7 separate regions of the Homo sapiens genome follow, and regions 1, 2, 3, 5, 6 and 7 are each linked to region 4. The links are chromatin loops, found by intact Hi-C in ENCODE. Cell type or tissue: IMR-90. All regions are shown on one strand.

The links. A loop is a pair of places that touch in the nucleus more often than their neighbours do. Peaks named below come from ENCODE experiments on the same cell type or tissue, not always from the same donor. Only the 100,000 strongest peaks of a DNase experiment are listed, where the experiment ranks them.
Region 1: a loop joins it to region 4, with 2.2 times the contacts of the local background. A loop is called at or near these places in 2 of 110 quality-filtered maps.
Region 2: it touches region 4 in a loop (8-fold over the local background); 6 of 110 quality-filtered maps call a loop at or near these places.
Region 3: it touches region 4 in a loop (8-fold over the local background); 20 of 110 quality-filtered maps call a loop at or near these places.
Region 5: it touches region 4 in a loop (10-fold over the local background); 73 of 110 quality-filtered maps call a loop at or near these places.
Region 6: it touches region 4 in a loop (11-fold over the local background); 14 of 110 quality-filtered maps call a loop at or near these places.
Region 7: it touches region 4 in a loop (8-fold over the local background); 89 of 110 quality-filtered maps call a loop at or near these places.

The regions. Positions count from the first base shown.
Region 1 is chr6:12,394,057-12,398,056 of GRCh38, reverse strand. LOC105374931 (a long non-coding RNA gene) reads right to left here and starts at 2,583. Exons shown (of 3, transcript XR_926488.2): 1 at 2,543-2,583. In IMR-90, a CTCF peak has its summit at 1,971; no DNase peak of the experiment used is centred here.
Region 2 is chr6:11,763,854-11,767,853 of GRCh38, reverse strand. ADTRP (androgen dependent TFPI regulating protein) reads left to right here. Exons shown (of 6, transcript NM_032744.4): 3 at 1,479-1,580. Among named protein-coding and RNA genes, the nearest start is that of ADTRP, 13 kb to the left of the region's middle. In IMR-90, a CTCF peak has its summit at 1,576; a DNase peak (open chromatin) is centred at 1,093; H3K27ac peaks cover 1,052 bases.
Region 3 is chr6:12,073,552-12,077,551 of GRCh38, reverse strand. The region is part of intron 2 of HIVEP1 (HIVEP zinc finger 1); the gene reads right to left. Among named protein-coding and RNA genes, the nearest start is that of HIVEP1, 63 kb to the right of the region's middle. In IMR-90, a CTCF peak has its summit at 2,185; no DNase peak of the experiment used is centred here.
Region 4 is chr6:11,653,496-11,657,495 of GRCh38, reverse strand. No RefSeq gene overlaps it. Among named protein-coding and RNA genes, the nearest start is that of TMEM170B, 120 kb to the right of the region's middle. RefSeq lists a silencer at 1,653-1,822. In IMR-90, a CTCF peak has its summit at 1,732 (motif pointing left); DNase peaks (open chromatin) are centred at 1,725 and 2,435; H3K27ac peaks cover 2,401 bases.
Region 5 is chr6:12,601,572-12,605,571 of GRCh38, reverse strand. No RefSeq gene overlaps it. Among named protein-coding and RNA genes, the nearest start is that of LINC02530, 18 kb to the right of the region's middle. In IMR-90, a CTCF peak has its summit at 1,976 (motif pointing right); a DNase peak (open chromatin) is centred at 2,001.
Region 6 is chr6:12,891,744-12,895,743 of GRCh38, reverse strand. The region is part of intron 4 of PHACTR1 (phosphatase and actin regulator 1); the gene reads right to left. Among named protein-coding and RNA genes, the nearest start is that of PHACTR1, 180 kb to the right of the region's middle. In IMR-90, a CTCF peak has its summit at 1,667 (motif pointing right); a DNase peak (open chromatin) is centred at 1,663.
Region 7 is chr6:12,231,736-12,235,735 of GRCh38, reverse strand. It overlaps a transcript of EDN1 not described here. Among named protein-coding and RNA genes, the nearest start is that of EDN1, 57 kb to the left of the region's middle. In IMR-90, a CTCF peak has its summit at 1,514 (motif pointing right); DNase peaks (open chromatin) are centred at 1,545 and 1,875.

The DNA of each region.
Region 1 (4,000 bases), 740 kb before region 4:
TCCTTCTGTGCTTGGCTTATGTCACTTAACATAATGTCCCTGTAGGTTCATCCATGTTGTTGCAAATGATAGGATTTCATTGTTCTTTATGGTGAATAATATTCCATTATGTGTATGTACTACATTTTTAAATTCATTCATCTATGGATGGACACTTGGGTTGATTTCATATCTCGGCTATTGTGTATGTGGCTGCAATAAACATGGGAGTGCAGATGTCTGTTCAACATACTGATTTTATTTCCCTTGGCTATAAACCCAATAGTGTGATTGTTGGCTCACATCGTAGTTCTATGTTTAATTTTTTGAGGAACCTCCATACGGTTGTACATATTTTCTGTACTAATTTACATTCCTACAACAGTGTTTAAGAGTTCCCTTTTCTCTGCATCTTCACCAGGATACGTTATTTTTTGTCTTTTTGATGACAACCATTCTCACTGGGGTAAAGTAGTATCTCATTGAGGTTTTGATTTACATTTCCCTGATGATTAGAGGTGTTGAAGATTTTTTTCATAGATACCTGTAGGTAATTCGTATGTCTCCTTTTGAGAAATGTCTCTTCAGATCTTTTGCCAATTTTTAAACCGAATATTTTTTCTATTGAATTGAGTTCCTTATATATTCTAGATGTTAACCTTTTGTCAGATGCATGATTTGCAAATATTTTCTCCCATTCTATAGGTTGTCTCTTCACTCTGTTAATTATTTTCTTTGCTGTGCAGCTTTTTAGTTTGACATAAACATGTTTGTCTATTTTTGCTTTCGTTGCCTGAGCTTTTCAGTTCTTATCCAAAAAAATCCTTGCTCAGAAAATTTTCATGAAGCAGTTCCCCCTAAAAAAACCAAAATCAAAAAACTCTGTGTGCAAAGTATGATTACCATAATTTTTTTTTTTTTGAGACAGAGTCTCACTCTATTGCCCAGGCTGGAGTGCAATGGCACAATCTCGGCTCACTGAAATCTTCACCTCCCAGGTTCAAGTGATTCTCCTGCCTCAGCCTCTCGAGTAGCTGGGATTACAGGCGCGCACCACCACGCCTGTGTTTTTAGTAGAGATGGGGTTTTACCTTGTTGGCCAGGCTGGTCTCGAACTCCTGACCTCGTGATCCGCCCACCTCAGCCTCTTAAAGTGCTGATATTACAGGCGTGAGCCACCGCGCCCAGTCTGATTACCATAATTTTAAAGATAAAGCAACTGATAGGTGTAGAAGGAGGCAAAGTAATTTTCTCAAAGTCAAACGTCTAGGGAACGGTAAAATTGGGCTCTAAATGCAGGCTTGTCTGTCTTCAAAGCCAATATTCAGTTTAATGAGATTTATTTTTTAAAAAAGGACTTTTAAGGAAACATGCTAGGAGTTCCCCAGTAGATGTTTGTATCTGCAATGAAACAGAATGTATTTTATTCACTCAAGATTACTAGATTTTCAATACTTATTACTCTGGTTTATCTATGCATTCTTGCTTTGCTTCAAGAAGATCAAAAACTCCCATTTACATATTAACGTATAAATATTTTGAACATTTAACCTAAAAGTAACATTTAATCCCTTAGCTCAATATTTTTAAAGTGTGTTACCTTTACAATCATTGAAAAATAAATTTTGTAGTGTGATTTAGTAAACACACCCCCACACATATAGTGGATAAGAAAAAGAATTTCATGAAACAGTATCTCTTCTTCTCATGTAAAATGTAGCCTATTTTCTATTCTCTTTAATTTCTTTCATTTTTTAATGCTGATTTCACGACCTTCCAATGGGACTTGTAGCTCAACACACTATACTATAAGAATTTGATCAGTAGAGGACATTTGCTCTAGGGTTAGTGGGTAATTGCTTCATCATCTTCATTCGCTCTTCTATTCCTCCTCTCTCTCGTGCTCGCCCATCAGAAGAGGAATCCAATGCTTCATATCAAATATTTTAATTTCTCAAAACTCTCCTTCATTTCCTACTCCAAGGGAAGTCTGCCCTCTAATGATGCAAAAGCACCATTGATTTCAAAGACTCATCTCTCAATAAATGAATGAAAGGGAAAATTTTGAAAGTCAAAGGATTGAAGGGACCTTAGAGTTCCTTTAATCTGAACTTCTTATTTAAAATTAATGGAAACTGAGGCACAAAGAGGCATCTGACACCTCATTTCTATGTGGGCTAGCAGCAGGTGAGACAGGGGTGACATCCACATCCCAACACGAATCAGCAGGACTGTACCTGGGACTCTGAAAACTGTCATTAACCCACAGCCCTGAGCAATGAGGATTGAGCAGGGCCTCTGCCAGGGCCTGGATTCAGTGGTAGAAATAAAATCAAATTCATATTTTAAGAAAGACCCATTAATTTAGACTCAAGGGAACAAAATAGGTGGATTAATATAACCTTGATTCTGAATATTTTGGCCAAAATCATATCAGATACTCTCCTAAGGGACTCCGAGGAATCAGTTGATACGTGGCTATGAAAACAATGACAAGAGAACATTTCTCTGTGTTTTAGAGAGGAAGGGCTGAAAAGGGGGCAGGGTAGAAGACAGAGCCTACCTTTCTTTGCCCTTCTACTCTCTGTTGCTGAAGCACCTGCCTCTCTTTCTTTGTCCTCTATAGTATTGATCACTGTATTATAATTGTCTACTTCTCTGTAGCCAAGTGACTACGTTATCTTGTGTGATGAAAACAATCAAGTCTATCTGCCTGAGAATTCTATCTTCAGTGTGTATTGAGCTTTTCCGCTGAATGAATTAATGAGTGACTGAATAAATGCATGACTAAATAATTGAGCATGCATACACTGTGCTAGGTGTATTTGGAAGAGTACTTCCACTTGCCTATTTCCTATCCACTTTTTAAGACCCAGCTTAAACATCATCTTTTATAGAAACTAATTTTCAAAATACCCAGAGAGAAGAAAAAATTATTCTACCGGGCTCTCTTTCTGCTCCATATGTCCTGCTTACAGCCAGTAGATTATTCAGGAATTTTTGACTTGCGTTCTACCTTTTAACGAATGTAGTAAAGTACTCATGGATGTAAGTGCTAGAGAGCTACCATTCAGAATGCAGCTCCAGGCTAATTTATTGACTCTGTTTTTTTTGTTTTGTTTTGTTTTGTTTTTTTGTTTGAGAGGGGGTCACTGGTTGCTAGGTGTCTGAGGATGGTGACATGGAGAATAATTTTTATGTACATGTATATACAATAGAAAATACCATTTAGGAGGAACAGCACTTGGTCTAACCCCTCAAAAACATAAAAATTTATCAAAACTCTCCTGGGATCAACCAAGGTGCTCTTACTTGTGATGGGAACAATGAACACTTTTAAAACAGATTTTATCAACTGTCATTCTAATACTCTTACGGGGACATAAAGGTATTTCTTAATAAGGGACATTTAACAGTACAATTCCTGCAAAACTGATTAAACCAAAAAATATTTCATTGTGTAGCATCTACAGTAAATCTTACCACCCTCTCTGCCCCTGCACAGCAAAAATAATCTATCCCTCCTCCCTGACAGAGCCTTAGAAAGGGAAAAGGAATTTGGTATTATCAATGTGCTGGTTTATCAGATATGAATTCATTTGTTTTTCTCAAAAAACAACTTATCAGCGTGAACAGAGCTGGCTGGCCCAAGTGTGAATTGTGCTCCAAATCCCCTTTCTGAGCTCCCCAGGGCTCAAGAATTTTTATCACCCAGTTTGTTTCCCCTGTTTGTGCTTTTTTAACCTCTTACCTATTGAGGTGACTTTCTGGGTCAGGATTCCTGTAAAGACACTAGGAATTAGCACTGCTGAAGGAAATATCCAGGTCCGGCTGCCTGATGGCCAGTCTGCCGGGTAGTATTTCAGCTCTGATGGGAGAACCCTGGACAGTTGGAAGTCAGATGAATTACCTGGAGATGGCCCCTCTTCATGCTGCCATTGTTTGTTTTCTCTATCTGGGCAGATTGGAAAATGTCCAATATGAAAGGCAGGGCTTGGGCCCAGCAGCCCTGTGCACTAAG
Region 2 (4,000 bases), 110 kb before region 4:
ATGTTACTTCTGCAAGTGGAAAACCATCAAATAATTTTTTTTTTGAAAAGAGATATGAGACCTTCAAAGGTGGCACATGGAAAAGACAACCGAGGAGAGAAAGACAGCCTGGTGTGGGGTACACAGTGGGTGCCTCATTCATGTTGCTGAGTGGATGGATGTCAGGAAGAAGTGAGACATATGGCAGGGACAGTAAGCTGGTATGCTGATGCCATCCACATTTCTATGACATTGTTCATGTTTTCCATTCGTTAGCTAGAATGGAAATAAACAGAGATCAGGCATGCTGGCTGCCCAGCAGGGCCTATAATTAGAAATGACTACCTTCTTCTACCTGTCATTGTCCTGCTTCCTATAGTACAGAACTTAATTTAAATGCAAAATGCAACTCTCCAAGCCCTAGTGAGTTCTCTGATAACAAAGCAAGGATACCTATTACTTTGCAGGATACCTCTACCTCTGCCCACGTAAAATCTTCTAATGACCAAGCTTTTTGGTTTTGGGGGGTAGGGGAGGGGTTTGAGATAAAGTCTCACTCTGTTGCCCAGACTGGGGTGCAGTGGTGTGATCTCGATTCACTGCAGCCTCAACCTCCCAGGCTCAAGTGATCCTCCTGTCTCACCTGGCTACTTTTTTGTATTTTTGGTAGAGACATGGTTTTGCCATGTCGCCCAGGCTGATCTCGAACTCCTGAACTCAAGTGATCTGCCTGCCTTGGCCTCCCAAAGTGCTAGGATTACAGGCATGAGCCACCAAGTCTGGCTATAGCCAAGTTTTTAAAATCAACAGTGAAGTCTGTTTATTTTTTGAGGCTTAGAAATGGAGTGTGTGAAATGTCAGAAGATAGGAAGATCAGAAGTTTAATAGTTTTTAACTTCCTTATCTATGCGTTGACTTCGTAGCATAGAGGATAGATGCTTTGACAAGAGAGGCAAGGAGTACAAGAGGAGATCAATTCAAAGTTCTGAGCACCAGGGAGATCCAGCCCTCAGTCAGCTAGCTTGTGCATTTTCCAGGGAGATTGGCACTTATGGTTCTCAGGCTTCCTGCTTCCCCTAGCCATGCCTATTTAGAGGGTGGACAAGGAACGTGTATGACTCAAGCTACTCCATGTGCCTACTCTCAGCATTCCTGGTGAAAGTTTAGAAAAAGAAGTTATTGGTTAAAATAAATGACTAATGGTCTGGGAATCCTGTTTATTCATATCTTCTCTGCCTGCCACGATGACAAATAATTGATCTCTAACTCTCTGGCACATTGAGGAATCCCCAGAAAGAGCAGATATAGCAATGAAATAAAGGGAAGAATGCTTATTGTAGAATTACTGTAATGTATATGTACTACATTCCTATAATGTATATGTAAGATATCTTTAAAATGGTTGTCTGTTTTTATTTAGCTGTGTTTCCTTGATTATCTTAGAAAGCTCTGATTAAAAACAAGCCTAATGATGCTATTTTTTGTGTTTTATTTTCCAGTTTGTATTTTTGGCATTCTGGATCCTCTTTCTCTACAATCGAGATCTCATTTACCCCAAGGTCCTAGATACTGTCATCCCCGTGTGGCTGAATCATGCAATGGTGAGTGAGGGGAAAATTCAGTGAACTCAGAACACCAATAGCCTCTGTACTGAAAACTCCACAGTGCCTTATCTATGTTTCCAAATGTCTCAATTCCCAGCATCCAATCTACCTCATCACTGTTTATTTAAAGGGCATATTGAAGGTATGAAATGAACACAAGCCAGTGCTATAATTACAGTGAGTCTACTGAGAACACAGGAGATGTCCAGGTGAGAGTCTGCCATGTTGCTTAGGAAGTCTTTGAAAAGACACACAGTTCTGAGAGGACAGGCCTGAAAGAGAAGTGACTTCTGCAAATATGTCATAAACTTCCGATGTGTGGATGGAATGAAGTAAGCTTTAAAAAAAAAGCCCACCCCAACATCCAAAGAATATCTCATAGCTGAGCAGCAGCTACTTAAGTAACACACTTTGTCACGATTCTGCATCACAAATGGGATTAACATTTACATATTTCTAGGAATACATTTCCATTTGGTTTTTTATTCAGGCTTGTGTTTTGGAGAGGCCGAATAGTAAACAGAGGCTGTTCTGAGATTTTTAGGTCACTGGAACCTGAATATCAGTAACAGGGACCCAAACAAGCAAGGCTGGCATGAGGTTGCCAGGTCTCGGTTGGAGGAGGATAACTGAATCATCGGCACAATGTGAACAAAGTAATTGTTCAAATACCTAACTCAGCTTCTCAATACTTACAAATGTATCTCCACATCAACCAGGAGATTATAAAAAGGTCTCAGATTCTGTGAAGGTAATGACATTTAAATACCCAGGGGATAGCCGGGTGTGGTGGCACGCTCCTGTAATCCCAGCTACACAGGAGGCTGAGGCAGGAGAATCGCTTGAACCTGGGAGGCGGAGGTTGCAGTGAGCCAAGATCGCACCATTGCACTTCAGCCTGGGCAACAAGAGTGAAACTCTGCCTCAAAAAAAAAAAAAAAAAAAAACAAACCAGGGGAAAGGCACAAGGAAGTGGCATGTCAAGACTCCTCAAAAGTTCACTCACAGACTTTCTTCCACCCTCACTCTTGCCCATCTTTCCATGGTCTTAAAACTCACAAGATGACCAACTCAGAAAAGCAACTCAGTCCACTAACACTGCCCCTGCCACAAGCCCCAGTCTCCAGAAAAAAACTAATTTCAGCTTAAATTTTGTGCTCAGTCAGTTATTGATGATTGACTGACTAATAGACCACAGCTCTGAACTCTTTTGGAGTTCAGGACCAGAACTACCTTACGTAAGTCTGACCTCTCAGGAACCCTCCTCCTCTCAACTTTTTCTTGTCAAACTCTTCACCTTCCCAGTTTCCCATGAATGTTAATCTGAGACACTGATGTAGTGAATATTCCTGCTTTTTTTTTTTTTTTTTTTTTTTAAGAAATGGTACTTTATATTGTCCAAAGCATGTTTTTCAGGTATGGGCTCATTTAATTCACACAGCCTTCTTTAGAGAACTACTATAATCCTGATTTTTACAAATGAAAAAATAAGATAAAATAAAAGCTCAGAGAGGATAAGTGATGTGCCTGAGGCCACTGAACTCATAGGAGGCACAGCTAGGATGGAAATCCGAGGCTAATGCACCCTTCGTTGCCTTTTGCTGCAGTAAGTCCAGAACTTGTGATTCGATCTGGTTTTGTTTCCTAATTCACCAGGCAATCAAAAGGACCTCGCTTTGCTTGATCAATACAGCAAAGTGTGAATTCTTACTTAAAAAAAAAAAAAGAATCCTCATCTGTATGCTACTAAACCAAAATTCTAAGAAAATGAAGAGATTTGAAACTACTGGCTGAGCTAGCTGTTACTAAAATAATAACAAAGCAGAGTCTTATAAGTATCTTTTATGTGGTGCCAAATGCACCTAGCAAACATCTTCTCAAGGTTTGTGTGCTCATCTTGTAGCTTTTTTCACAATGACTACCATCTCCCCCCCACTTCAGGGTTGATGTAAAGTTGGATTTCTTTCAAATAGTTATGATGATGGTGTCCAATATTTGTGACCTTGCTAAATAAACAGCCATATGGATTTGTGATAATTTTGGAAGCAGAGAGCTGGATAACATACATCACATCCGTGAGCTAATTAGCAAGGCAGATACTGTGCAACGGAGATGCTTAAATATTTTTGTGCCTCACAAGCTGAGGGGTGCTGTGGACCTTGCCCCTTGCCCTTTGGTCATTCAAGTAACCTGAATCCCTCAGAGAAAAGGAGCAAGGGTCAAAGGAAGTGGAACAATGGTGACAAGGAGAGAAGAGGAGGAGGAAGCTACCCCAGGTCATATACAGATGTTTCTGTGTTTCTCTTAGTTTGATTGAAGAAACTCTCAACAGATCCATCTTAGGAAAAATGTTGGTATCAGCAAAATTGGCCTCAGGTGTCCCTAACACAGTCATTCCCAAACTTCCTGCCTTCTTT
Region 3 (4,000 bases), 420 kb before region 4:
TCACACATTCCCTGAGAAGGCTCCTTACTTCAGGAAGCTCTCACTTCCCCATCACATGCCTACGAAAGATGACAAGTGCAGATGACTTATGACAAGGACGCCAAGGACTTCAGAGCTCCTGTCCAGGATCCCATGGCACTAGAGCACCCACCTGGAGTCTTGAATGTAACCCTGAACAAAGCGTCCCTCTGGACACAATGGCATCGCCACCAGGGATGACGTTAGCAGGATGAGCTCTGTATTGCCAGTGACAATAGTCAGGTACATCGCAAATTAAATACCTTTTGCAGGCTATGCTGAAAACCTAATCTGATATGACACATTATTACTAAGGGCAAATGTGGTCTGGGCACCAAACCACAGATTTAAAACTGAATTTTTGTTACATAATCCAGTTATAATTGAGGCCTCACTGCATATGACTCGGGTTCACAATGCTTCAGATAATTCACTTAGGAAGAAAACTCTGTCAGTAAGAGAAGTTTCTGGGCTCCTCCTGGGGCTTTGTAAGTTGTAGTTTAGGGCCCTGGCTTCCTATTTGATATACATCATCCCTCCAGCAAGATCCACCTCTACGGAAAACTTACTCTAGGTAATCTATGCTCACATCACAGAGACTCTGAAAAGGCCTCTCTCATGTAACGTTAAGTAGCTGACTATATTCTAATTAAAAGTGAAACAAGAATTCTCTTTCCTTCAGCCCCAATCAGAAATTTGGCAGACAAATTCACTCACTACCTGTTGCACTGATATGGCTGTCTGCTGTGGTCTCGATGTTTTTGTCCCCTCCAAAATGCATGTGTTGGAAACTTAATCCACAATGCAACAGCAATGGGAGGCAGGGTCTACTGGGCGGTGTTTAGGTCATGAAGGCTCCACCCTCATGATGGACCTATGCTGATATAAAAAAGGACTGCAGGAGTGGGTTTACTCTCTTCCGCTCTTCAGCCATGTGAGGACACAGGGTTTGTCCTTCTCTTAACCTTCTGCCTTCCTCCATGTGAAGACACAGCAAGAGGGCCCTCACCAGTGCTGCCACCTTGATCTTGGAATCCCAGCCCCCAGAACTGTGAAAAAGAAATTTCTGTTCCTTTATAAATTATCCAGTCTCAGGTGTTTTGTTACAGCAAGCACAAACAGACTAAAACAGCATCTCTCTCTCTAAGATGTTTTCAAAGTAATTTTATCTGATTTTGAACTATTTTTTCTTGTGAGTTTTTATTTCAAAAAGTATACCCTACTTCAAATCAATAAACATGTGCTTAATTAGTAACCCATACAAGTCAAAGCCATAAACAGAGATATGTTAGGCAACAAATGTATATTCAAATATAATCTGATATTGAAAGAATATCTAAAAACTTAAAAGCAATCAGTTAATATTCTTTAATGAAGCATATTTCTATATTTGACTGTTTGAAAAAACAAAGACCAATGGTAAAAAAGCTATAAGACAAACAACTCAGTTCCTTTCAAAAATAACCTGCAAAAAAAGCAAGAAGAGAATTGGAAAGGGTACCCACAGATCAAAAGAATACAAAAGATACATCAACTTATAAAACAGGTGGAGCTTATTTGCCCTCATTCTAACGAAATGTTTAAAAAATTACACTACTGGGGACAACTGGAAATTCAAATACTGACAGGATATTTGACCATATTATTAAGGAAATTACTCTTCTTTATTTTTGTTTGTTTCACAAAGGTATTGTGATGACATGAAAAGATATCCCTTATCGTTTGGAGCTTATATAATGAAAACATAGGAATGAGATGATATCCCCAAGGTTAGCTTTAAAGCAATGTGGGAGGGTGGAAGTAGCCAGAGTAGTAAATGCAACCAGACTGGCTACCAGCTGTTAGTTACTGAAGCTGAACGATAGGTAAATGGAGGCTTATTACACTATTCTATTTTGTAATCATTTTAAAACTTCCATAATGAAGTTTAGAAAAAAAAAAAAGGCCCAATCTGAAATTTTTTAAAAACTGAAAGATTACCAAACTCAACACGTGTTGTTGTAGTGTTAGTAATAATAAACAAGAAATGACATGTGACAGTGCAAGACGAGTGAGGTGAAGCAGCTAAAGGCCAGCGCAGAGTGGGCATTCAAAAGGTCACTGCCCCTAAAAATCATCTGAGCCCAAAGGAAAGGAAATAATTTCTGAACTACCACTAGGAGTCAGGTTTGCACACACCAAAGCTGAAAAGGATAACAGAATAGAAAACAATTTCTAGACATCCAAAGTTCTTCATTCCTTTCGAGGGGATTGGGAGATAGGGTCAAAGACCTCCCCTTTAAGAATCTGAAAATTGGAAAGCCTTCAAGATACAAAATCTAAAACGCCAAACCCAAGGAGCAGAGCAATGTACATGGTACACTTCCATCTGTGTCATGCACGTGTCTACGTGCCTGTGCGTGTGCATGAAAGGATACACAAGTCACTGCTGCAGTCAGCCCTGAGGAAAGGGGCGGTGTGAGAAAGACACAGGTTTCACTGTACTTTTTTTACTGTCTTTTCTGTTTGAACTAATTAACTTGTGAGATTTAACTTTGGTTTTTGAAATTTAAACGATATCTAATACAAGAAGAAAGTATTTCAACTATCCCAATTTGCCACTGTTAACATATTACCACATTAGTTTCCAGGTTATTTTTCATGTTTGTGTATGTATACATACATACTATCAAACATGAAAAGACATAAGAAAACATGGATACATTCTTTCTATCTTTATAAATTACATCTTCATAATCCTACTCCAATACTGATCCATCACTTTTTCTATTAAAAAAGTGATAATTTTTTAAAAAGAATAAAACTTCAAAAGATCTCTATAAAAAAAAAAATCTCATGACCAGCGTACAGCCTCTCTCAGAAAGAGAGACAAGGACATGCACGCGCGCGCACACACACACACACACACACACACTTTTTCATACAATTAAGGACTGCAGCGATCTATGGAGACCCCTAAATCCATGTCAAGAACCCCTGCTACAGACCTACACTACACTATCATTATTCTTGCACTGTGAATGAGGATTCAAAGATACATTTTTATGGTGCTATTGAACACTAACTTTTCTGCTCATTTTCATTTTTTTCAGTTGTTAAATTTCTCCCCAAATAATATAGTAATATAGCTCTTACTAGTACACACTATTCTTATTTTGCCATACGGAAAAATAAGTTTAAAAAGTAGGTATATAATCTTTCCTTTTCTTAATTTCCCAATCCAATTATTTTTAACAACTATCATAGAGTGGAAGAGAGTAGACAGGAAAGAAAAAATCACTGGTATCGGTGCATCAGGCATTGTGCTTGGCATAGGACACTCACATCATCTTTAGAATCGGCCATGTGCCAACTTTTGAGTAAGGCAGTATCCCCCATTTTAGAACCTAAGCTTTAGTGGAGATGAAAATATTTTAATCAAATAAAATGTTTTCATGCATAAGTACCTATAACATACAGTAAACAATGCAATTTCTACAAATGCACAAGGAAGAAAGAACAGTGATGTACAGCTCTCATGGTGCACACCCACTCCAATCAATCTACTTTTGTTCCCAGCAGTAGTGAGGTGGGGAGTGTGTGGTGCAGGGACCTCTCACCAGCTCACCCACAAACCCTGCCAGCCAACCGGGGGCACTCAAATTCACCAACCAAAAGGATCCCAGCACCATCTTATTTTTCCGCCTGCCAGCTCAGGAGGCTTCCCAGAGTGTCTTAATCCTTTAACATGATGAAAATCTGGATGGCAAAGGTTCCCCAAGATTTTAATATCTACTCACTTAGGACTCAGGCTTCTGGTAATGGCAGAATAGCCTATATGAGACTAACCCTCCTTCTAATAACAATAAAAATGTAGAGAAAATATATATTTTTAATGAAAGTGCTGGAGAGTGACCAAGAGCTGGCAGAAACTAGATGTGTTGACCCTTAAAGGCTGAGATGCGAAGGAGGTGAGGCCACATTTAAATGGTCTTTCCCCCAG
Region 4 (4,000 bases):
TTAGGGCTTACCAGAATGAACTGAACTGCAGGGATCTTAGGGTGTGGCCAGTTGATCGCAGGATTTCCGGCCTAACTTGGCGTGTAACTGAAAAAACTCCAGGTCTGGTGAATGGGGGCTGCTATTACATCAGAAACTTGGGGTCGTGTCTAAGACCGAGTCAGTTCCCAGACCCACATCCCCTCACTAAAGGGAAAATAGGGATGCTTAAGGCAGCACTTTCTGCTAAAATTGCCAAGTATGTTCTGTGACTTTTCCTCTCAGCCTTCCCCAGTGGTACTTGTGTCCATTTAAACAGGTTACTGTACTGGGGGAAAAATGCCCAAACTTTTCTCAAATATTTGGACACTGGCTCCAAGCCAACCATACCACAGACCACCTATCAAAGCAGGCGACTAGTAGAGATCTGGTAATTGATAGAGTTTTGGAGTGTGTGTGTGTGTGTGTGTGTGTGTGTGTGTTGACCTTTCTTCTCCCATTTGGCAGAGGAAAAGTATACCAAACACAGAGGAAAGTGGAGAACTCATGGTGAGCTTTTACTCCTGTAACTGCATCCATTCCTGCTTCGCTTACTGAGTTCCCTCCACACTTGCATCTCAAACGCTGAACTCAAACTTGTCATTCTCCCTCTCCTCCCATGGCCTTTGAATTTGCAATTCCCTGGCCTAAATCTTCCTCACCTCTTCCCATCCCTTTGCCTAATTACTTCCTCCTCATCCTTCAAATCTCAGCTCCAGGGTCCCTCGTTAGGGAACACTGCCTATTCCCATCACTCCACGAATCTAGGTCAACTTCATTAGCTCCACAACATCCAGGGACAGCAATCTTTGCCTTTAAAGCACCTCCCGCAGCTTGTTGATGCACATTCATGCGAGTGGCTTGACGAGTATCTGCTTCTTCCTCTAGACTAGAAGCAGCCCAAAGCTGGAACGTAGTTTTGGTTACCACTCTTCCCCTGGCTTCTAAATACGATGCCTGGCACAGTGAACACTCAATAAATATTCATCAAATGAATGGATGAATGAATAAATAAATGAATGCACACCTCTTTTACTTCAAAAAAAAAAACACTTCTTAAGAATTGAAATTTAGCAATAAATTGGCCAATGTTTTTCCTATCTTTAGCGTGCCAGCACTTTCTTCTGGAGACCATGAGCAGGGGCAGAAAGACATCATCCCCAGCAGCACTCACATCTGAAAGCAGGCGGGTGTCCCTCTGCAACAACCCCTGCTCAGTTAGATTGCTTTAGGATACCCTCTTTTCTAAACAGAACAAAATTTTAACCAGACCATAAAAGCTGGTTTGGGATCTGAAAGAATAAGATTGTGCAGCAAATGATAAAAGGAAAAACCCAGCCATGCCTCCCTGTTCTGCCTTTTGTTTGGGCATCCTGTGTCCTGCTAGGCCTAGAAGGGGGTTGATGGAACCGTTTGTTGGCTGAGAGACTGGATTTTAATTGTCCTGCAAAGCTCCAATAAAGCTTTGTTTCAAGTCTTGAATTTCATCCATGTTTCCCTTTTAACAAACTTCAAGGAAATAACTCACCCTGAACTGCCACAGTGTACTGCCAAAGCGCTAGCAAATAAGAAAGGCACATGCTTCCTGAATTTGGGTGAATGAACCGACAACACTCACTTTAAAGGGTTTTCTTTTTCTTTTTTTTTCCTTTTAACTAGGAGAGAGAATGCGGACCAGGCTTTCCCTCAGCAATTTTTCTAATGAAAACATTTGGTGCCACCTGGTGGCCAAATTTACACGGACGCCTCAGCCTTCGCAGAGTACAAATGTCTCCCGGTTGAACTGGATATTAAAAACCCTGGTGCTACTCGGGAGGCTGAGGCAGAGTGGCATGAACCCGGGAGGCGGAGCTTGCAGTGAGCCAAGATCACGCCACTGCACTCCAGCCTGGGTGACAAAGCGAGACTCCGTCTCAAAAAAAAAAAAAAAAAAAAAAAAAAAAAAAAAAAAACCCTAGTGCAACCAATTTGGTAAATTTCTAAGAATATAGAGAATTTAAATTTCTCCTTATTGAAGACAAAATTCCCCACCTGCGTTCCACCACGCCTCTTGGGGACAATTTGTTTTCCTGAACAGGTGGCTTTCTTTAAGTGAACATTTTCTCTAAGGTAATATGCTTCATGCAGAGTTCACTTTTGAGCTAAAAGAAGGGCAAGAAGTGCAAATAATTATTGTGGCATGAGAGAAGGAGAAGGAATTGCCCAGAAATCCTTTAGGCCCCTTCAGTGTCTACTGGCCTAGGATTCCAAAAAGGTTTGAGAATGTTTCTCATACTCATATTTGGCCCAAGCACACGGGTCCAGTGGGTCAACTTTCACTTTGAGAAAAGCTTCAAATTCCACATTCTTGGATAAAACATAAATAGAGCCCAGTTAGTCCCTCTCAGGCTTTTATGAACTAGAATCATATTTCTTAACCTATCATTCCTGAGTGTGAGAAAAACAAGAGGAATGATATGTAATGTCTTAACAAGCTGTGCTGGGATACCAATTTTAACTGGCCAATAGAACCAACGCAGATTATGTTTTAGAGAAATCTAATCCCTTATAAATCAGCTGTGTGTAAAAACCCTCACATAAACAAGTGATGTGTTGTGAGTAGCAAGGAGAAAAAAAAAATTCTCCTGGAAATGTGTAGGTCTATTAGCGGAGACAAGCGCTGCTCGCCTCGTGCTCCATACTCCGAAGGGCAATTCATGTTAAAGGCAGTAGTGGGCTGGCCCCCTTTATGCTGAACATAGGAAATACAGAAAAACATCTACGAGACTGAGCAAAGTGGTAGTATTTCGTGCACTGGCTGGCTCAGCACCAAAATTCAAATCAATACTCCAGAGAGAAGAGCCCCCAGAAACAGCCCAGCAAGAGCTTGGAGGGTTCAATGATCATTTAATTTAAGCCCCTCTTTTTACAGACAAATGAACACAGGCCCCCAAGAGTTTAGGTGATGTTCCCGTGGGCCCTTATCAAGTTAGAGCAGAGCCCAGGGAGAGAGAGAGTTGAGGTCCTCCGCTCTCTGCTTCTGCCTCCACACTCTGCTTGCTCTGACCAACGTCCTCCCACCGGCGATGCAGAACTTCAAAGGGATGGAAAAGGTGGCAAAGTCACCAGTGAATCTGTGTGATATACATAACTGATGACTTCCTCCTTTAAAAATTTTTTTGAGAGAGGGTCTTGTTCTGTTACCCAGGTTGGAGTGCAGTGACACAATCGTAACTTGAAATCCTGGGCTCAAGTGAGCCTTTTGCCTCAGCCTCCCGAGTAGCTGGGACTACAAGGAGCACACCTCCATGCCTGGCTAATTTGTTAAAATGTTTCTTTAGAGACGGTAGTCTCACTATTTTCCCCAGGATGGTCTTGAACCCCTGACCTCAGGTGATCCTCCCGCCTTGGCCTCTCAAAGTGGTGACTTCAGGTGTGAGCCACTGTGCCCAGCAGCTTCCTCCTTTACAGAAATAAATTAATGCAAAATAAAGGAGGAAGAGAGAAATGATAGCTAAGCAGAGAACATGCAACAAAGTCAATGCTAACATCCACGTGATTGAGCATCTACTGTATGGCAGGTGCTTCACATGCGTTATCTTGAATGGGTGAACATTCTCCAATACAGCAGGGTTCCATCCATTCCACAGGTGAGGCACCTCATGCTCAGGTGGGTAAATTGCCCACCACCGTGTGGTAATAAAAGGGCAGAACACACACATGAAATCAGGACACCCTGACTCCAAATCCTATCACTGTTTCATGTCTCCAGCTGCAGACAACTCTTATGTGAGCCCTGGATAGGAAAAGGAACAGAGTCATGGAAGGTCCACTTAAGTTCTCCTTCAAGCAGCTAAGGAGGTGCTGTCTCTAACAAGCCAAATTAAGATAGGCAAAGTCACCCCAGCAGCTGTTGACTTCAGCATTTGCTTTTAAAATGAGAATTATTGTCTCAGGGTGAAGACTCCGGTTCAAGCATGAGTCATGCACCCCAGCAGACCTG
Region 5 (4,000 bases), 950 kb before region 4:
TATTTAAGTTCAAATAATTAATAGCAATATTTATTAATACTATCAGCCCAATGCTTGAGTAAAAATGCTGAAAAAAGTATAAGATGTTCAACTGTGTGCAAAGCACCACTGAATGTTTTCTAAGAATATTAATTTCTTATGAAAGACTAATAATAGATTGTCAATATAGTTTTAAATATTAAATATAGAACCAAATAAGATTTGACAATGAGAATTTAAAGACCATCATACTGTATTGGTGCACATGACATTCTAATTTTCAGTTTTTTTCCTATAAATGTTTCCTGTAATATGTCTTTGTGAATTGTTTTTTCCACTCAGTTTTAACTCCTAATCAGACCCAGCCCCACCTTGGAGAAGTCAACATCTTTAAGATGTGGAACATTTTAAGATTTATTTAAACTGATGACCAGCTAAAGATAAATAAGATAAATCATAAATATAATAAAAATAAAGAAGAATAAGAAAGCAAATAAAGAAATAAATAATTTTAAAAGAATAAAAACAAATTTAAAAATAAGTTTTAAAAACAGGACACTTTATATACTCTCAACTGGCTATTTCTGTACTCCCAGGGCATAAGCTGAACATAAATGACACTAAATAGGAACCCTAAAAAGAAGTGGAACAGAATTCCCAATGATGAAACCTGGTGCTTCAGGAAAATTCCAGTGTTAGAAGACATTGTGTTTGGAATGAATCCCCCTACACGCTATTACCAAATAAAGTTGTGCCAGGGCAGAATTTGAAGTTTTGTGAATTTGTTTTTAGGTTTTTAAATTGATTTAGGCTTCAGGAATTTCTAAATTTCTGCCAAGTCTAAATAGCTCTTTGTGGTAAGGCTATTAGCCTGTCAACTAGATATCACCAAAGGTCTTCATGAAGTACAAGTGGAAAAATAAGAGACAATTGCACTTTGCATGGATAGCTAAAAATATTTTCCACTCTCAAATACTCATCAAGTAAAAAAAAAAATCAGAGTATGGGCCTTATATCAGGACACTAGTATTTTCTTTGGGACTCTTATTTTTTATGCATAGGCCATATGTACTTTACTAATATTCTACAATGTATAATAGAATTTGGTAATATAAATAACTTGTGGTTTTATTTATATAAAAATTATATAAAGGTATAAAAAGTTTTCATTTTCACTTGCATATTTAATGCGTTGCTTTTGTAAAGAGGAGTACATTTATTTGAAGATAGAATTACCTAGAACATAAATGATGTATGGTTGCAGAATAAACACATTTAAAATGACTTCTTTAATTAATTTTTGAATTTTGAATTTTACCTTATTTAATGTTGATTTTTCTTTTTTAAACCATAGCAGGGTACATTTCTCCTTTGCTACCTGGCTCTACTCTCGGCCAAACCTCCCAGCCCATGGATGAGAATTCTCTTGTGTATCAATGGATATGCATGCTTTATTTTGTTTTATTCTGAGGGGATCTGTTTCTTCCCACAGCAGAAAAAGCAAAGTTGCCTTTTTCAAAGTTGCTTATGCCGTAAGGCATAAGATGGTGGTAATTCTTTGTGTCGACATCTATTTTAGTACAGTTTAAAAGTAGGTACTTTTTTAGTATTTTCAAAGGGGTCTGTCCATATTTCATCTTGATACGTTATTTTTTGCCTAGCACAGTGTCTTGCCTATGGGAAGCATCATATATGTTTTAAATACATCTATACAGTTTAATTGAATGCTAATAAATTACTCCCCCAACTCAGTAATAATGGAGAGAAGGCCAAATGGAAGTGAGGGTGTGGTCATACTCGGAAGGGATTCTTGAAACTGTCTGGTAGAAATAAGGCTTCTATTAATAAATCAGTCAATTCAATTAAACACTAGACTAGTGTCCATTTAATCAGCTTCTGAATTTTGGGTGTACAAGCAAAATAGTGTACGGTTTGGGTGAGTCTGGTTTGTTTTGTGTTTTCCACTATGAAAAAAATCAGAACCACTAGAGGTCACTCCAGTTATTAGCAAGAACTGGTTAGGCTAGTCTTTGTCTTACAGGACAAGGCAGCTCTGGCAAGCCTGCCTAAATTTTGCCATCAGCAGAAGCAGAATAAAAGTTAACTTCAATGCTCATAAATGGTTAGTACAAGTCTATGGTTTGCTCTATCCCATTACGCCATCCTGATTTACCTTCCTCCGTACCATTTCTTTCCGCTGTACCATTTCAATAATAACCTCAGCAGCTGTGTCTACTATGTGTTTATTATGCATCAGGCAATATTCCAAGGATTTTGCATCATTATCATCTTTACTTTGCACAGCAACCCTATGAGGGCTGTACCATTACTGCTACCATTTTACAGAAGATAAAATCAAGGCTCAGAGAATTCACAAAGCTGAGTGACAAGGCTGAGATTCAAACCCAGAGCCCACACTGGTAGACACAGATCGGATCCCATTAACAACAATGGGGTATGCTTGACTCTTATTTTCTATTTAAACAACAGGTTTGAGTGTTGTAACAGGAGAAAAGTTTCGGAATGCATATATGTGGCAACAGGAAGCACTTTGGCATCCCTCAAATCATACTCTACAGGTCAAGCAAATGCAGAGTTGTGTGTGTGTGTGTGTGTGTATGTGTGTGTGTGTGTGTATTTGGGAGGGGAGAGAGAATAGAGGGGAGTATGGAAAATGGATCTAACAAGTTAAAGGTGGGATTGCTGTTCGACATAGTCAAATGGCCAGGCCAGCAGACCCATAAGTCCATCACTTCCAAGTGACTTATCCAAAAGAAAAATAAAACACACCTTCCCAACCCTGCCATTAAAAAGATACTACTCAATCTGAGCAGCGGTTGTGTACTGTGTCTAAAGCCATGAAAGCACCTTTTCTACAGCATCTCGGAACATGTTCAGCGATTTGGTGAAAGACCCAGGAGCTCTTATTCACACCCTGCTTTAAGCAGTAGAGAGCTCTGCTGGCTCAACAAAGCATTTTTTTTTTTCCCCAAGGATTGATAGTATCTATGTATTTACATAATACCTCTGCCTGTGGCAAGCCTGACTTAGATGAAGAAGTGGAGGCTGAGGGAATTTAAAGACACTTGCCTCAGGTTACAAAGCAAGTCAACACAGATGGAGTTTAGCATCCCCAGCCCTGGAGTTTCCACTCAGTTCTTGGGCTGCTAGGACCCTGCATTGTGCTTGTTGGTATTAAACCTGAAGATCTCCCTTGTAGAATGTTCTCACAGGATCCCGCTCACCAAAAGGTGACGGGGGATTACAGTTTACCCTAACAAGGCCAACATCTTAATCTCATAATGAAACCTTCTGAGGATCCCCTCTGCTTTCACTCTGAGCCCCCATAAAAACCAATCATCATGTATACCCCTCCACCAAATGGTCGCTGCGATTGGCACCTGTCCTGGCCTGTGCCTTTGGAATGGAAAGTCAGGATAGTTTCAAAGTTTCATATACAATAACAGGAAAAAAAAATGAAACAAAGGAACATTTTAAGCAGCAGTCCCCACCTCTGAGCTGTTTCTTTCCAATCTCAGCCAAAGCTTTGCATACCTCAAATCCCCTGAGAGCAGAGAAGACTATAAAACAAACAGTTAAGATTTTTTGGTGGGGGAAGGCGGTGGGGGGGCCACAACAGAGGAAATAAAAATTGTTATAAGCTTTATCTTCTAGCATAGCTTGCTGCCTTTCACAATGTTCTAAAATGACAGAGAGAGTTGAGAAGAAGGAAAAATTGAATTCCAATTTATTTATCTCACACTCTCTAGCATTAGTACAAGAAGTAGTATTTGCTGGAAAGATGTTAAAGTAGCATTTGCATTTCAAGTCATTCTTCACATTTTAACTTATATATAAGGAACAATAAAAGTCCTAGATTAGAGACTCTTTTCAACTTGAAAGGTGGGAAAACAGGATTTAAAGGAAAAGAAAGAGGAAACCTGGTAATAGATTGTGTCCTATATAACAATCAATATTCTCTAGTTGACGGGTTCATTAGCTATTAAAACGAAGAGCCTTT
Region 6 (4,000 bases), 1.2 Mb before region 4:
TCGAGAATCAATACGTAGAGTTCTGATGAAGATGATGTCACTTTGGTTTCATTTTGTTGGATAAAAGGTGTGGAGTATGCAATCCTCCGTAGCAGAGCTTGTATTTTGTTTAGAAAGCAGTTACCACCATTGCTGCACCTGGTCTCATAATCACAAGGTTGACTGAGGGACCCCTTTACCATGTTACTATCTAGTAAAACTCATCAAATTCCACTACCTTTGCTTATTATAGTTTTGTTAACAGTAAAAATAGAAAGAATCAGCTGGGCATGGTGGCTCATGCCTGTAATCCCAGCACTTTGGGAGGCTGAGGCAGGTAGATCACCTGAGGTCAGGAGTTCGAGACCAGCCTGGCCAACATGGCAAAACCCCATCTCTACTAAAAATACAAAAAATTAGCCAGGTGTGGTGGCAGGCACCTGTAATCCCAGCTACTTGGGAAGCTGAGGCAGGAGAATCGCTGGAACCTGGGAGGCAGAGGCTGCAGTTTGCCGAGATCATGCCATTGCACTCCAGCCTGGGCAACAAGAGGGAAACTTCGTCTCAAAAAAAAAAAAAAAAAAAAAGAAAAAAGAAAGAGTCACAATATCAGACAAGAGTAGATTAGTTAAATATATACACAATATCCTAAGAGTAGAATATTATACAGATATTAAAAGCAATTCTGCAGGTTTGTTTATTTACATTCATTCATTCATTTAACAAGTATTTACAGAGAAACCCTGGTGTGCCAAACAGTGTTCTAGGCTCTAGGGATATAGTAGTGAACAAGAAAGAGATATTCACATGTTTTAAAGAGAAGGTTTAAAAATAGCATGCATATTATTTTATTACATATAAGCATAAAAATATGGAAGGATCTACATTAAAATATTAATCAAGATCTGTGTGATGAAATTAAAATGATTTTAATTTTTGCTTTTTTGGATATTTTTTTCTATGCTGGGCTTTTATTCCTCATGTAATTCTAGGTCTATAAAATAGACATTCGATTCCATTTCTCAGATGTCTTATAGCTCTAACAGAAACATGTTAAGTGACTTAACATGTAGCAGGACCTGTCTAACTCTACTATGTGGTTAGGGGTGACAGCATGGCTGGGCAGAAAAGTCAATGAGAAGTTTTTTTGTTTCTTTTTTCAGAAGGAGTCTTGCTCTGTCACCCAGGCTGGAGTGCAGTGGCGTGACCTCGGCTCACTGCTACATCCGCCTTGCCAGTTCAAACGATTCTCATGCCTCAGCCTCCCAAGTAGGTGGGATTATAGGCGTGTGCCACCACACCCGGCTAATTTTTGTGTTTTTAGTAGAGATGGGGTATTGCCATGTTGGCCAGGCTGGTCTCGAACTCCTGACCTCAAGTGATCTGCCTGCCTTTGACTCCCAAAGTGCTGAGATTATAGGCGTCAGCCACTGTGCCCCGCCCAAATGAAAAGTTTTGATGGCCTCTGGCAGCGACAAGCCTGGCTACTGAGGTTTAAAGTGTAGTGAAAAATAATTACATTAATTCTCCTAGGCTTTTTTCTTATTATTTGCTTTTGTCCACTTGCTTTTCTGTGTAAGTACTTGAGATATTAGAGTCTCAAAAAGTACTTGAATAGATGAGTTAATGATTTGCAAGGTGGTTGAACCTGTGCCCAATCATTCAACTGCAATATTGAAAGTAGCCACAAGATGGCGAGAACGCTTAAAAAGTAAAGAGACCAATAAAAATCCCACAGTCAGCCAGTGGGTGATGTGTTCCCTTGCAAATTGCCATTAACGTGAGCTCACTGACAGACATGTAATCATCAGCCTAAGGTGTCTTGTCTCCTTTGCCCCTGCTCAGCAGAGAGTGCAGCTGACATCAGTTACATAGAGGGGTTCCAGAATCTTCTCTCCCTGCAGCAACAGGGCTGCTTTGCTAAATATGGAAGCCCATGTGACACTTGACTTAGCAAAAGGCTTTAGACTTGCGTGAACTGCCTGTGTGGAGAGCTGCTTGTCCCTGAGGGAGAAGTAGCATCTGCAGTCATGCTGGAAGAAGAGAAAAGGAAACCATACTGTATATATATATAGTTTTTCTTGCCTTTGGTCAGTCTGAGGGCTGGAAAAGAGGGGCTGACAGAATGGTTGAAAGATAATAATAGTGTGATCAGTCTGCAGGCTTCAGAGGCTAGGGGTACAGCAGGTCCAAGGGAGGAGGAAGAAGGACCCCCCCAAAATACAAGTTGTAAAAAAATCATAAAGTATGTAATAATGAAGGATTCACAGGGTCATCTTGCATATATCTAAAACCTGTCCAGGGATTCGCTTTCCAGTTTATGAATGAAAGCAAGTGAACCTTAAAGCAGCATTTAAAAAAATTGTTGATGGATGAAGGCTTATTAGAAGATATAAATATAAAAATCTTGCTCTTGTTAACTTTCTTTTTTGGATTTCTGTGCCCCAGCCTCCCTCGCATTTGTGTGCCTGATGTGAAGTGCATACGCCCTGGAGCTGCACAGCTGTGTTTGGCTTCAGCTTTGTACGCATCTGTCTATGTGACCCTTTTGACCTCTTGGAGCCCTGGTTTTCATGCCTGTAAGATATGGCTTACAGGAAGAATCAGAGAGTCATGTTTGTAAAGTGTCTCACATGGCCCAGCACATAGTAGGGGTTCAAATAAAATGATTTTCCTTTCTTTCCAATCTCACCTTCAGCCACTTTACTTTCGAGTGTTGCCTGGACACTATATTGCCAAGACTGTGTGCTTTCTCTCTCTCTCTTCCTTCTCTGGAGGTCTCTATCTTCCTCTTTGTCCTGGAAATCCCACCATTACTTCAAGGTCTGGTCCAAGTAAAGGTGTTCCTCAGAGCCCCACTGCCCCAATGCCAAAGAGCACTCTGATGAAGTCTATTCTCCCTATCAATGATGATATCTCTTGTGGAACTTATGCTGCTTAATCAGAGATAATAGTTTCCATGTCTGCCATCCTCCTTTACTCCACATTGTGTGTTCCTGGAGCATGAGCTATGACAATGTCTTACATGTCTTCACATCTCTGAATAAATGGAAGAATGAACTTCAGTTGCACTGTTCTGTTCCTTTTTTTCCATGGGGGGAAAAAGATGTCTATAAATGTGTCTGAATCAGTAACTGCCAATGTTTTTGCTCTGCTTGACCATTAACTCAAGTTATAGTCAAAGAAAACAAAACATTTAGATAAGACCATATTATTATGTCAACAACCAAACTCGGTCCTTCGCTTGAAGATTTTGCAGTTGAGTCTGCAAAAACTCTAACTAGCTATAAATCCATATGGGAGCGTATGTTTCATCACTTCCCTCTGACAGACCCAGATGCAGCTCTGTATTAATTAAATCCAGGTCTGAAGAGCCACTATCCAAGCAAAAGAAGTTATGCATGTGTAGCTTATTACTTACATAAAGTGAAACCCTCCCTCACTAAATGCATTGTATGATAAATGAGCTGGACACTGTCCCAGGCCTTTCAGTTTTTACAAAGAGGATAATTTTCTTTAATGTCCTCCTTTGGCAAAGACTACGAATTTTGACAAGAAAATTCAAACTGAGTGAAACTGCTTGCTGTCTCATATCATTGGGTATCCCAAGACAAGAGGAGCTCAAAGCTTTTAGTAACATATTTGGAAAGGTTGAGAGTTCATGAGGAGCACAATATCACTAATGTATTAAATATGGATTTTTAGCATAAGCTAGTAGCTTCCTAGGGAATGCATGTCTCTTTAATGTAGAACCTTTACACTTTACTTGGGAATGATTGATGGAATTGCTAATAGCAGCCTTACAAGTATTATCTCATTCAATCATCCTCAGCACCCTCTATGGTGGCCCTATTATTATCCCTGTTTTACAGATAAGGAAACTGGAGCTTGGGCGTTTAAAAGACTTGCTGAGAGTTACACAGAATGTAGGTGAAATGAATTCAAGGCTGGTTTGATCTCAGAGTAAACTGTTACTATGTACAAAACCTTGTAAGGCTGTTAGTAAAAGTGACTTATTCTG
Region 7 (4,000 bases), 580 kb before region 4:
GCACAAGTAACATTTTCTACATTGCGGAAAGTTCTGTTGGACAGCTCTGTTTTAGAGTCTACTGTAGTACAGATTATCTGTTAAAAGAATGGCTCAACCAATAGCGATCTCAAGTAAGAAATTCGGAGTGAGAGCACAGGAAGGAACTAGAATGGGAGAGGCTTTGAAATGAACAGGCACTGTCTTGGCATTACATACTAGCCATTCAAGGGGAGACCGTTCATGGCAGTGCTTCCTCTTTTCATGGTACTTTTTGTATTTCTTTTTGGTGTATGGAGAGTCAGGGAGTTATGAACTATATGGATTTATCTACTTTGGAAAAACAGAGAAGCATATATTCCCGATAATCATTGTCCTTAGACATGTTAGTAAACATTGCTATGTGGAAGTCACCATGTTACCAAAATTAGCAGCAGATTCAGTGGAGAATAGGAAGGAAGCCTGAGCAGGACAGACTTTCTAAGGAAACGGAGAAAGCTGAGGTTCCTGCCTCACATTTTCCATACAATTGCGCTGTACTTTAGAACCATCTACCTCTTAGTGAAGTCCAACCCCTATTCTACGAATGAGAAAATGGAGACCCAGAGACAAAGAAGTGACTTACCCAAGAACACTTATGGTATCACTGGAACAAGACCAGGGGCGAGATCTCCCTTCTAACATGACTTGGCCCACATTACTACTACTCACTTGCCAAGCAGATACTCCAATCCTCCCCTTCAAACAATGAATATGATAAAATCATCCTTTTAAAGAATAACTGAATTTCAGTTCAGGAAGCACTGTAATTGTCCAAGTGAATGTTTGTCAAATATCTCTTTCTGGTTTTGTTTCTTCATGAATGATCTAGAGTCTGGTCACTTGCTGTCTGGCCCATCCTCAAAAGCCAAACTTTCTCCTAAACTCTGGCTATCTCAGTAGGTCCATGGACACCAATGAAGTCCCCATCTCTGAATGCAAACCTTCCTGATCAATGTAACCTTGGAGAACAGGTTAATTCTAGCACCTTGAGTGAGTTCCAGGTAGGATTCTGGCAGTTCTGGTTGGGTTTGCAGCCAAGAGCCAAAATGCCCCAAAAGAGCCTGAAGTGGACCCTGGTCTTGGTCTTGGCCTTAGAGGTCAGCAGAGCAGTGTTTAACAGCAGAGACTTTTGCTTCAGAAAGACTTGACTTCCAAGTCAATCCAAGCCCAGCCATTTGTCTGTGACTGGACCACTAAGTGACCTCCGCCTCCGTTTCCTCACTTAAAAGTTGAAGTAATAAGAAACACTTCCCTGTGGTTTTGAAAGGATTAAGTTGGCTACTTACTATACATATCTAGCATAATGTGTTAGTGTCAGGAACATGGGATTCACCCCATGAAAGGGGATGTCATTGTTAACTGGTCTGAGAACCCAGAGAAGCAGCAGAAAGACACCTTGGGGGTTCTTGCTTCCAGGCAGCCACCTGGGAGTCAGTTTTCAGATCCTGGCTCTCTACTACCAGCTGAGGGAGCATTTCCAGTTTCAGCTCTCAAATTGTGCCAGTTTAATAAATGCATCAGACCACAAGGTGGTGCTTGATTCTAAAGTTTGATATCAGGAGGCTTTTCTAACCACAAAAGTAGTGAATAGCAAAGTGCATTCAACATTGTTAACAAGAGCCAACTTCCTAACCCTGATACAGATGTATAGGTGGGCTCCTGGCCTCTCTGACTGAAGACCAAGGAGTGTGAGCCACACAAGGAGCATTTGGCATGTGAGGGGGATGGGGAGAGCCTCAGCAAAGCTGAAGCCTTTATTTGGTTTCTTTTCCTACAGCATTATGTAAACTCCTGTCAAACCTACACTTGTGCTGTGTGGTTGTCCTCCAATTTCTGTATTACTCAGGCTCCCATGAGCAGCAGTTCAAGGAGTACAGGGAGGAGGAGCGGAAGAAGGGTGTTCTTGGGACATCAACCCCAAGGTATTTCAAAGCCCACTTCCTCTCGTAGTGCAATGACTGATGCCTCCAGCTATGAGTACAGGTCATGAGGCTCTGTATGTAAAGCAGATGTCACCCCTTTTTATTTTCAACATGCCAGCGTGATGCCACTGGGTCTTGGTGAGTTGGCATCACACACATCATCAGCAGCAATCTTGCCCATGCGGTCGGCTCTGTATAATAACATCTGTATTATAATAATAATAATCATAGTGCCTTAGGTAGGTAGAGCAGCTTGAATTGTCCAAAGGACTTTGCAACCAATTTGCAGTTATTATTGACAGAGCTTTGGTCCTGGTGCAGTCGCTACCTGGACATGACCTTGGGCAATTTCGTGAATTCTGTTTACCTGTAAAATGGTGGAGGAAGAAGGCGGGTAGACTAGATAATTTCTACAGTCCTCTTTAATGCTAGAATTCTGTGAATCAGTCTTGTTTTTCCCTCAGAAGAAGTTCTCCATCCATGAACATTTAGGCTTTAGGGGATGCTAAGAGGGATTTAGGGGGAACCCCTGATGAAAACAAGCAAAATGGAAAAGATCAGGAAAAGGTAGGAGGACAGAGCTAGGAAGGGCTAGGCTTGGAGACAGAATAAAAGAGCTGAAAAGGACTCAGGACCTATAACTTTGGATGAAGGCAACTGAAAGGCTTTTGTGGGAAATACCCCTGTAAAGGAAAACAAAGAGAAAAAAGAGAAAACTTAAATCTGCTGGGTTTTCTTTGGATCCAGCCAAAGGATTAGCTCTAAGATTGTTTTCTAGCTGATCCTCTGATAACAGCTTTCTAAAGGCTTGTGTAGACATCCCTTCACCAAATTTTTTGACCTTTTAATCCTTCTGAAAGTGACCTGTCCCTCTTTCTACTAATGAGAACAGAAAAATAAAAGAAAGTTTGCCAGTCGTCTTTTCAAGAACATTTTGTTGATTTTCTCATTGATGTGAAGGCTGTACCCAACAACCTTTCATTATAAGGTAACCAAAAGGTATATGCATGAATCACAACAGCTACCGTTCATAAACTATACCACTAATTCATAGTTTGCAACATTTTCCTTTAGTCTATTAATACTTTGAGTGAAAGAATCATTTAGGATCAACTTTATTTTAATAGATGCAATTTCATCTTAACTAAGACATTTATGCATTTTTTTCCTTCTAATAACGAAACCACTAACACTGCGGTAAGGCAGAGGAAATGAAAGATGAGTTTGACAGCATCAGGCTGCTTGGCTCAGAGAAAATACAAGATTGCTACATTCCACAAGTTACTGAATTTGGGGGAGCGCTGCATTTGTCCTCTTGAAATGATCTGACTCAGCTTCTCTGAATTTTATGAGTACCCTGGTCATGTCATCTGGGAATCATATGACCCTTATTTATTTGATACTGGACATTTTATTGCTTGGTGAAAAAAAAACCCAATAACTAAAAATATGAACAGACTTCCCATATGGTGATCTAATCAGATATATGTATTGGTAGAGACTATGATCGTGTTACCATATAAAGTGTATATTATAATTATATGTTTTATATTTTATTATATAAAATTATAACATATACTTTATTATATTATATTATAAATATAATATAATATACACTTTATTATATTATATTATAAATATAAACACTTTATTATATTATATTATAATTTTATATAATAAAATATAAAATATATAATTATAATATACACATTATATGCTTCATATTAAGAGATTATATAAAAATGTGAAGAACTGGTATCTCTTAGGAAAATGTCAACATTTTACCCTTTCTTTTATTTAATCTGAATGCTAAAAAAGTCTTTATGGTTTTAAGTCTATTGTTTTTTGGTTTTTTAAAAACTTGTTTTACTAGGTAATAACCAGGAAATTATGACAATAAAGTTTACCTCCCTTAGAAAATCACCGTTAGGTGACTTTATCCACAGTCATCACTGAACACATTAAATTTATACAAGAGATGGAAGCTTATTATAAAGAAAAATTACCATTTATGTGTAACTTGAGTGATATCTGAGTAAAAACTAAAAAAAAAATCA